2 separate regions of the Homo sapiens genome follow, and region 1 is linked to region 2. Evidence: chromatin contacts called from ENCODE Hi-C or POLR2A ChIA-PET data. All regions are on one chromosome and are shown on one strand. The core of a region is the stretch at or near the end of the contact, and the rest is flanking DNA. Distances in the headings are between cores, read along the strand shown.

Region 1 (4,721 bases), core at 216-2,715, 270 kb after region 2:
GAAAACTTGAATTTTATTGATCCCTCAGAACTCAATCTTTCAGATTTCAAAGGAGCTATTTCTTTTAATGGGGACTCTGTTAATATTTATAAAAGCTCTTCACAGGATGGAGGGTGGGAGGGAAACTCCATCCCAACAAGACAAAAAGAATGAAGCATGAGGCTCCACCTAGTTCATCACTGCTCCTTGAAATACATCAGTATTGAAAGACACATCCACCCCACCCCCAACCCAGCCCTATTGCTGTTCCAGCTCAAGAGTCAGAGGTCCCGAAGCTGTAGCTCTTCTACAATCTGCTGCTCTGTGACTTCAAGTCTGTTGTCTGCAAAGAAAACTATTGGGTTCCCAAGCAAGAGAGGCACATCTGGTAGGACAGATTTTGTGATTGCAAAAGAAGGGGGAAAAAAAGAAAGAAAGAAAAGACCTCTCTATACAAGATAACCAGAGGCATCAAACTGAAATCCTCCTGTGGAAAATAAGCTAGTACTTCTGGGCCTGATGGTGTAGTGAAAACCTGTGCTTGAGGATACATTACAGTGAAAGAGCAAAGTGAATAGTAAGTAGCTATTACTTACCTCCTTAGGGAGGTGTGTTGTTTGTCTGTACATCCCCCACAGCACCTAGCACAGTACCTTGCATCTCACCTGCCACTCACTAAAAAGTCTATCAAGTTAGTTAATTATCGAGACAACGCCCTCAGAAATGAGAGAACAGTACCCTCTTATCCTTGCTGCACTTTCCAGCACTGATACGCTGCCTAAAAGAGGACTAGGGCACAGGTTTGAATTAATGTCACAAAACTGGATGGGCAAGTTACAACGGTGTTGATTAAGGAAACAGAACTCATGGTGCACCGGATATCTCCATCCTGATGAACCCTTGGAAAAATGCCAAAGATGCATATCCCCAGGCAAATGCCTGATTAGTCTGGGATTGATAGATTGGTCTAGGATTCAGCCCTACTGGGAAGATGTCTAAATTATAATCAGTGTAGAAAGCGAAGTTCTCCTAGAAGAAGAGGCAAAGGTTAAAAAGAAGAAAAGAAAAGAAAGTGAAGTCCTTTCTCCCCCAAAACCTCTCATCAATCAATCAGGGTAACAAACAGAACACTAGGGCTCTGTCTGTGGACCAAACCCAAAAGCCCTGCGGTCAGGGCCAGGAGGGTAGATCATGTGTTTGTGGCAACTTCCTCTGTGGGCTTTTGCCCAGGTCTGTCCCCAAGCATACGATGGCCAAAACTTCTGCACCAGAGCAGCATCCTGTGTAACACAGTCAGGTCCAGCAGTTAGGGAAAACTGCCCACTCAGAGTAGATAATATCTGGAAGGAATGACTGTTTGGGAAAAGTTCCAATGCTAGTTCAGTGCCAACCCTTCCCCACCTTCTCCAGCTCTCTCCCACTGGTTCCTCCCCTCTCAACTGCTCTGGTTCTTATAAAAACCTCACAGCCTTCCACTAACATCCCGTAGGAGCCTCTCTCCCTACTGCTGCTACACAAGACCCTGAGACTGACCTGCAGGACGAAACCATGAAGAGCCTGATCCTTCTTGCCATCCTGGCCGCCTTAGCGGTAGTAACTTTGTGTTATGGTGAGAAACTTTTCTCCCATTTCTCTGTGTTTACTTTTCTGCCTCTGACTTTGGCTTACTTCTATTTTTCCTCTCCCTCCTCCTCTTCTTCCCCCTTTCTCTGTTATAATCTTAAAGTACCATTACTTTCACATTTCCCAGTCTCCGCAGAAACTGATCTGTTCTATTAAGTCTTTTTTATATCCTAAATATCCAGAGTCTTATGCAACTTAACAGGCAAACCCGTTCAGTGGTAAGTCTCTGTATATCTAGAAACTCATATTTCAGAAAGAAGATACCAAATTCCCAGCCCCCTGCATCCTCATTTTTAAGGATATTTATTTAGACTTTGGTATCAATGGGTTAAGGGTATTGTTTAAACCACTTGCCTTTGAGAAAATCCATTTTTATGTGAAGTATTAAGTATAGCCCTTTCTAGGGACTGGACAATCTCATGAACTTACTATGTTTGTTCAGTTAATTAATTTTAAAATAAAGTTTTACATCAAAAGAATTTTAGAAAAGAATCATTTTCATAACTCCTGTTGTCAGAAAATAAATTTTGCCTGTTTTCTATATGTCATTAAATATACCTGCATTTGTTCAAAGCTTATAAAAGGAAATCTGAAGCAAAGTTATTTACTTATTTCAGTCTTTTGTTTCAATTACCTAGATATTTTCATTGTTTTAAAATTTAAATTACATTAACAACCATAAAGATTATGCTTCTCACTCTTGTATTCACAAATTTTCTGTATTAGAGGATTTGATTTCTTCACCTCCTTTTTAAGTTTTGAAGAAAATTCACTTGCTGGCAAATATTAATAGAAGCTTCTTATTCCAAAATTTATCTGCTGTGCTCAGGAGAGTGGCAGAAAGAAGAAAACTTCGGCTTTGATATCGTTTCAGTTCTCTCTCTGAACTGGCATCGTGCCCAGGGTGAGCTGTCAGCTGGAGCTAGTGGTTTCTGTGGCTGCCAATTTAACACAGGTTCTTAAGAGGCTTTCGGAACCCTCTTAGAAACCTGCCCTAGTAAGCCCAGCAGAGCAACTGCCCTGTAGTTCTCTTGCCTGGAGAAACCTGGCTGTCTTCTGGATCCTTCTTAATCCTCTTTGACCCTGTTCTCAAACAGGCTCTGAATAAATCAGAGAAGAAGGTTCTCTGGAGACTTCTGTACAGCACTTAAAGTGTCTTATTTTGCTTGTCTGAAGACGTCATAGCCCTTGGGAAATTTTAGCTGAAAATGGCCACTCCCTCCTTCAACATCAGAGAAACTAAAATATAGAGATATCCACAGCAAGGCCAGAGCTAGAGAAAAACCTCATAAATCCTAAATTCCTGAAATTTCTAATAACCACACTGCTAAATATATTCTTCATGTTTTTAGACTCTTTCCTCTTCTTCCATCCCTGTATTTAAACTATCACAGTGTCTAAATTGATAAATAATAACATAATGAATCATGGATAAATATTGATATAATGAATCTTTTTTTTTTAATTTCAGAATCACATGAAAGCATGGAATCTTATGAACTTAGTAAGTGAATATTTAACTTCTTTATTCAAATCCCTTGCATTAAAGAACCTCTTCTTATTTTTAAATAAACAAGATGGAAAGATATATAACAGGGAGGGAAAAGGGGGCCTCTTTTGGAAAACTAAAGTAAATTTTTAAATCTAATGACTATAAAAATTGCCAAAGGAGCAATTTTTTAAGTTTGAAGTAGTGCAATATGGGATTTAAGCTACAGGCGACATATTTAGAAGCCATAAAATCTCATTTGGAAATTTTAAATTGGCACCACGTCAACTGCACAGATGGAAAACGAGGAGTAATGACAAATGGTAAAGCACAGAGCTGGACGCCAAGTCAGCTGGGAGACCACAGGCGCCACGTTAAGCTGAGTGCTGTTTTGGTTTTTTTGTGTTTTTCTTTCTTGTTTTTTTTTTTGAGACAGTGTCTCACTCTGTCGCCCAGGCTAGAGTGCAGTGGTGTGATCTCGGCTCGCCGCAACCTCCACCTCCCAGGTTCAGGCAATTCTCATGCCTCAGCCTCCTGAGTAGCTGGGATTACAGGCCCATGACATCATGCCTGGCTAATTTTTGTATTTTTAGTAGAGATGGGGTTTCACCATGTTGTCCAGGCTGGTCTCGAACTCCTGGCCTCAAGTGATCCACCCACCACAGCCTCCCAAAGTGCCGGGATTACAGGCATGAGCCACCACACCCAGCCAGCTGATTGCTGTTGAATAGCTGGATTTATAAAGACTGAGCATAGGAGGAAATGGCACATCACTCTCATTTTTAATTTATTCATTATTTTTATAGTGTTTAAACTGTTCATGTATCGGCAATCTAGTTATGCTTCATAAATCCTCAGGACAGAGAATTTCTCCTCAAAAGGAATTTAAAATCTACCAAGTAGAAATACAGAAATTAAGAAAGGCAAAGTGATCGTCCAAACTCAAAACCAACAAAGCCTATATGACAAGTCTCTAAGACACATGGATTGATTACTGATTTCATTTGATCAGGAAGTTAATGAAATCTACTTTATACTCTCCTTTAATTTTTGCCAATCTCCGTTTATATGAGTTGCATAAGTTAAGGCACTTTCAAATATATTTGTGTCAAGGAATATTCACGGAAATATTTCCAGCTATGTGTCGCTAAAACTGCATTTATTTATTTTCTGTTCTAAGATCCCTTCATTAACAGGAGAAATGCAAATACCTTCATATCCCCTCAGCAGAGATGGAGAGCTAAAGTCCAAGAGAGGTCAGTAACAAAACTTCATGAGGAGTGGTCATTTTTCCCAGTGTAGATCACAGATCTGAATTGGAGTGGGAAACAGCTTTTTCATCATATACATTATTTCTAATTGTATCTTTAAAATCAAAAAACTTAAAAGCAATATTCAGAAAACAACTGAATTATTAGAAAATTATTTGGGGAAAGATCCGGAAAGGAGAAGGAAGGAGGAGAGAAAGGAGGACAGAAAGAAAACTTCTATTTTCATTAAAAAAAAAAAAAAAATCTCCTGTTCTGCCTTCCCTCCCTGGTTTTTTTTTTGGTTGGTTGGTTGGTTTTTCTGAGACAGAGTCTCACTCTGTTGCCCAGACTGGATTATAGTGGCACTATCTCGTGCCTCA
Region 2 (4,525 bases), core at 196-2,695:
TCAAAGCCTATACTGCTGGTTCATATTTTTCACTATCCAGAACAGTAATCTTCACAATGGTTAGCTGTGTTCTCTAAAAGTCGCAGATAATTGTTATCACATTTAAAATCAAGCACCCATCACAACTCCCCAGTTCTTTCTTTTAGGAAAACCTAAAGAAACCTTGGATGACCTTAAGACTCTATGGAAAAGCTGGAAAAACACTGACCCAGAAAACAAATGTGTAACAAGTCACATTTTTTCCATTACTTAAGGGAAATTGTGGTGCGAATTTTTTTCTTAATCTCTCTGCTAAGTGTAAATATGTGACTCACCCGAACTACCTCATTCTTAGACCATAAATATTAGGAGTGATGACTTATAAGGGGCTCATGTTCATGTGTGGTAAGTAAATACTTGTCTGCACATATTAATTTAACAAGAAAATGGCATTTTCCTAAGTAGCATAACATCAGAAACAGTAGAGAATTTAATATAAGTAAAAAGCAGTGTTATATTTTAAGAAAATTACTATGATGAAAGAATTCATTTTTTTCAAAGAGTAATATAATAATATTAGGCTTTAATACCTAAGAACATGCATGCTAGATCTGGTTCCAATCCAAAAAAGTTCTATGAAACTTCAAATACCATGTGAAGGTTAACTTTTAAAAATACATTTCTTCAGAGCAAATTTCTATTCCTAGTCCATGCGAAACCACAGGGTGGTGCTCCAGCTGGACTGGTTTCCTCAATTCAAGTTATCCTTGTCCAGTTTCCTTCTTAGGGCACTGCTACATGAAAACCTGATGTGTTCTGTGTTCTTGCAGCAAACTCCTACTGTGTCCTATCTTGGCTCAGGCAGGACAAAATGAAGCTCTCCATCTCTAGGAGGTGGCTTGCTTCAGAGCCTTCTCTGTCCAAAACAAGAGTTTTTTCCATATTGTTTCTCTCTAGGCTTTTGAAATTAGAGGGGAAACACTATGGATAATAGCTTCAGAAAATATGAAAAGCTCACCTATTACAGCAGATGGGACTGAAGTATCAGTCCATATCTAAGGCAGGTGAATTGGTGCATTTGAAGCATTCCAAGTCAGTAGGACAGCCAGAAATATGAAATGAAAAGCACTAGTTTTCCTTAGCAATGAAATTTTGACTCCTATGACTTTGCTAATGCTGTGTTCTGCTTTCCTTTCTGCCTATTCTATTTGTACAACCTTCTGTGCCTTCCTCAGATGGCTTTCCAAAACATCTGTGGGCAATATTCCCTTCACTGAACAGCAATGGTACTTTAAGTGCAAAACAAAACAGCATTTACCTTTTGCAATTTATAGTTCCTGGGTTATTTCATGTGCCTTGTGGTTATCTCAGGAGCCCTTTATTAATCTCCGAACTGTAGGCAAGAAGGTGGTCTTGTTGTCATGGTAATAACTTCAGTACTTAGCACATGGAACGCAGCATTTATTGTAAAATACTTTTCCAATCAAATGGTTGCAGCAGTTTTAGAAGTCATAACAGTAAGGGTAGCATGCAGTTCATGAATTCCTTCATCAGGAGGAAAAGACTGACCTGATTTATAAAGGAAAAGGAAGCATAATAAAAGTGGAATTCTGTTAACCTAACCATATTAGTTCTCTTTGCTTAGAGTTAGGGGGTGTCCAATCTTTTCCAAGAAAACTTTGTATATTCTGGCAGTGCCCTCTGGTGGATGATTTACTATGATCCACTACCATTCAGTTCCTGGACATTACATTTCACCTGAAAGATTTCTACCTTTTGTTACCACTTAGCATTTTTCCCCCCATCTCAAGATGAATAGTGTTTTCTTTCAAAGTTTCTTGAATATCTACATCTACAATCTACAACAAATGCCACTGGATTGTGGTTTGTAAGGAATATCTAAGGTGAATTCCAGCAAAGTGAATATCAGTTTCTACCACTTATTACTTTCAAAGTCATTAAATTGCTAATATGGGTGCAATTTGGCTGTTGCGTGGAAACACTTGGCTTGGGTATGTTTATGTAAATGGTTCAAAGCTGTGGACTGTGTATCTGGCAAGCTGCTTCTAAGAAACAAAGGAGAAATAGGCATGTTTTCCATTTAAAAGACATGTGGTTCTTATTGACTTACCGAGATTGGTTTTTGTTTTTGCTTTGTTTTATTTTCAAAGTCAGTTTTCCACTCTAAGATTAAGTGTGTTCATTATAGAAAACGTAGAAAATACAGAGGAAAAAAATCACCCATAGTCACAACAAAACCAAGACTGATTTTGGATGTAGCCTACGGAGGTAGAATGCTCCCCTGGGGTAGATTTTAGAAACAGGCTGTAGTGGACCAAAGGGGAGCATGGCATTAAGTTTCCACAAGCTGTTTTCTGTATTTATAAAGTACAATAACAATATTGCATGTATTATGTACTTTCATTTTCTGTCTCAAATTAGGTATGGAGATTGCATAATAATAATAGCAGCCATTTATTTAGCACAGAATTTCAAAGCCTAACCCTAGAGTTGCCCTTTGCCTCCTGGTGAACAGCAGTTCAGCCCACACTCAATTCTTCCCTATAACCTCCCACATCTCTGCCAGGATTTATTCTTGTAATAGTAATAACTGTTGTTTAACAGGTCCTCATTACACAAGAGAATGCAGCGATTAATATGCAGCCTGTTTGAATTCCAATTCTGGCTTTTCCACCTAATAGCTGAGAGATCTTGGATGAGTAATTAAAGTCTCTGCTTCAGTCTCCTTCTTTGTAAAATAAAGGCCCTGCCACACAAGGTTTTTTGGAGAAAACTAAGTCCCTAGAACAGATCTGGGAACATAAATGTTAGTTATCATTGTTAACATATTACGATGATATATTAGACATGATACTAAGTTCCTTATTACGCCATTTACTCCTCATAACAATCCTATGAGTTAGATATTCTTTATCCCTGTTTCAGGTAATGAAAATGAAACAGAGAGCTCCAATGACTTGCCCAAATCACACGGCAAGTTACAATGTTGAGCCTAGATATGAGCCTACATTTGACGGTCTATAAAGTTTCAGCTCGCCATCTTGTTTTGGCTCTGATAGGTTAGCTATTATTTTGCTTGTTTGTTTAATTTGTATTGAAGTATAAAATATATTTAATATATAAAAATGCATATTACACAGTTTACACTGTGTAAATATTCCCAAATGAAAAACTCCTGAGATATCATCACTGCATCTTTACCAGATCCCATCCAAAGGTGACTACTAAGCTCCCTTCTAATATCATAGCTGTGGTCCAAAAGTGAGCAGTCTTGGCCTTGTACCTACTCTCCCTCCCCGTCCTTTCCCCCAGTAGCCTTCAGGGGGGTTCACAGACCAAAGTAGCATAGTAGGAGAACCACTGTCTATACCCTGCATATGCAAATGCATTCATCTCAGTGGGTTGTAACTCTCAGGAAGGAAGGATTCTAAGGCCATAGAGCGCAAAGGAAAGTATGACATGATCGATTAGTAATGTCTATCATAGTCACGAAACGAGGATGGTGGAGATCTGTAGGCTGGTCCTAGACACCATTTATGAACAGAAACAACTTTTCTTTAAAGTATTTTATTTTCTACCATTTCTAAATCCAGTATCCATGTGAATTGGCATGTTGGCATAATCATGCTGTTGGCTATTTAGTACAAATAGGCTAAATATTAACCTAAGAATCATCTATGTGCATGTAACTTTCTGCATTTGTCCAATAGATCTTTTGAGAGAAATTACTGGAAGTGGAATTCCTTTCATTAAAGTCTCCACCCTCTTCTATAGAAGTAGCACTTTTCCCCTCCAGTATGCAACACAGGTCACATTCTGCCATGAACTAGTATTGTTAATGAACATCTTTCTCCCCATCAGAACTGCAAAGCCCTTGAGTACTAATTCTGTCTTGTGCTTTCATGTATCATCCACCTCCCCTCCCACCAGTGCCTAGCACTGGTGTTTTCTTTGTTCATAGTAGATGTGGATACATTTTTTTGGCTTTAAATATAAAGATACATTTTACTATTAATATTTTAAAATATGTTAAGAATTAAGTATCAGAATTCAGTCTATATAAGGAAAGCCTGAGATGAAGTGATAAAAAATAGATGAAAAAGTCTTGATTTTTCAGAAAGAACAAATAAGCAAATAAACACAGCCCTGTTTTTCTCAGTCACTATTAGATATTGAACATTAAGAGTTAAAGGACTGCAGGCTGGGCGCGGTGGCTCACGCCTGTAATCCCAGCACTTTGGGAAACCGAGGCGGGCGGATTACGAGGTCAGGAGATTGAGACCATCCTTGCTAATACAGTGAAACCCCGTCTCTACTAAAGAATACAAAAAATTAGCCGGGCGTGGTGGCGGGCGCCTGTAGTCCCAGCTACTCGGGAGGCTGAGGCAGGAGAATGGCATGAACCCAGGAGGCGGAGGTTGCAGTGAGCCGAGACGGCGCCACTGCAGTCCAGCCTGGGTGACAGAGCTAGACTCTGTCTAAAAAAAAAAAAAAAAAAAAAAAAAAAAAAAAAAAAAAAACAGAG

The links. Hi-C counts contacts between places; a loop is a spot of excess contacts on that map. ChIA-PET counts read pairs that join two places held with the same protein, here RNA polymerase II (POLR2A). Pooled maps may share reads with other maps.
Region 1: a loop to region 2 is called in a map of sigmoid colon, with 2.4 times the contacts of the local background. The contact joins the promoter of MGP here to the promoter of RERG-AS1 in region 2. A Hi-C loop is called at or near these places in 1 of 168 maps with a recorded cell type or tissue (sigmoid colon) and 6 of 50 pooled maps. POLR2A ChIA-PET finds 5 or more read pairs at or near these places in 1 of 52 experiments (OCI-LY7).

The regions. Positions count from the first base shown.
Region 1 is chr12:14,882,598-14,887,318 of GRCh38, reverse strand. MGP (matrix Gla protein) reads left to right here and starts at 1,465. Exons shown (of 4, transcript NM_000900.5): 1 at 1,465-1,588; 2 at 3,074-3,106; 3 at 4,272-4,347. The coding sequence starts at 1,528.
Region 2 is chr12:15,148,843-15,153,367 of GRCh38, reverse strand. It overlaps RERG-AS1 (RERG antisense RNA 1), which reads right to left and starts at 1,445. Exons shown (of 3, transcript NR_046559.1): 1 at 1,298-1,445. The region is part of intron 2 of RERG (RAS like estrogen regulated growth inhibitor); the gene reads left to right.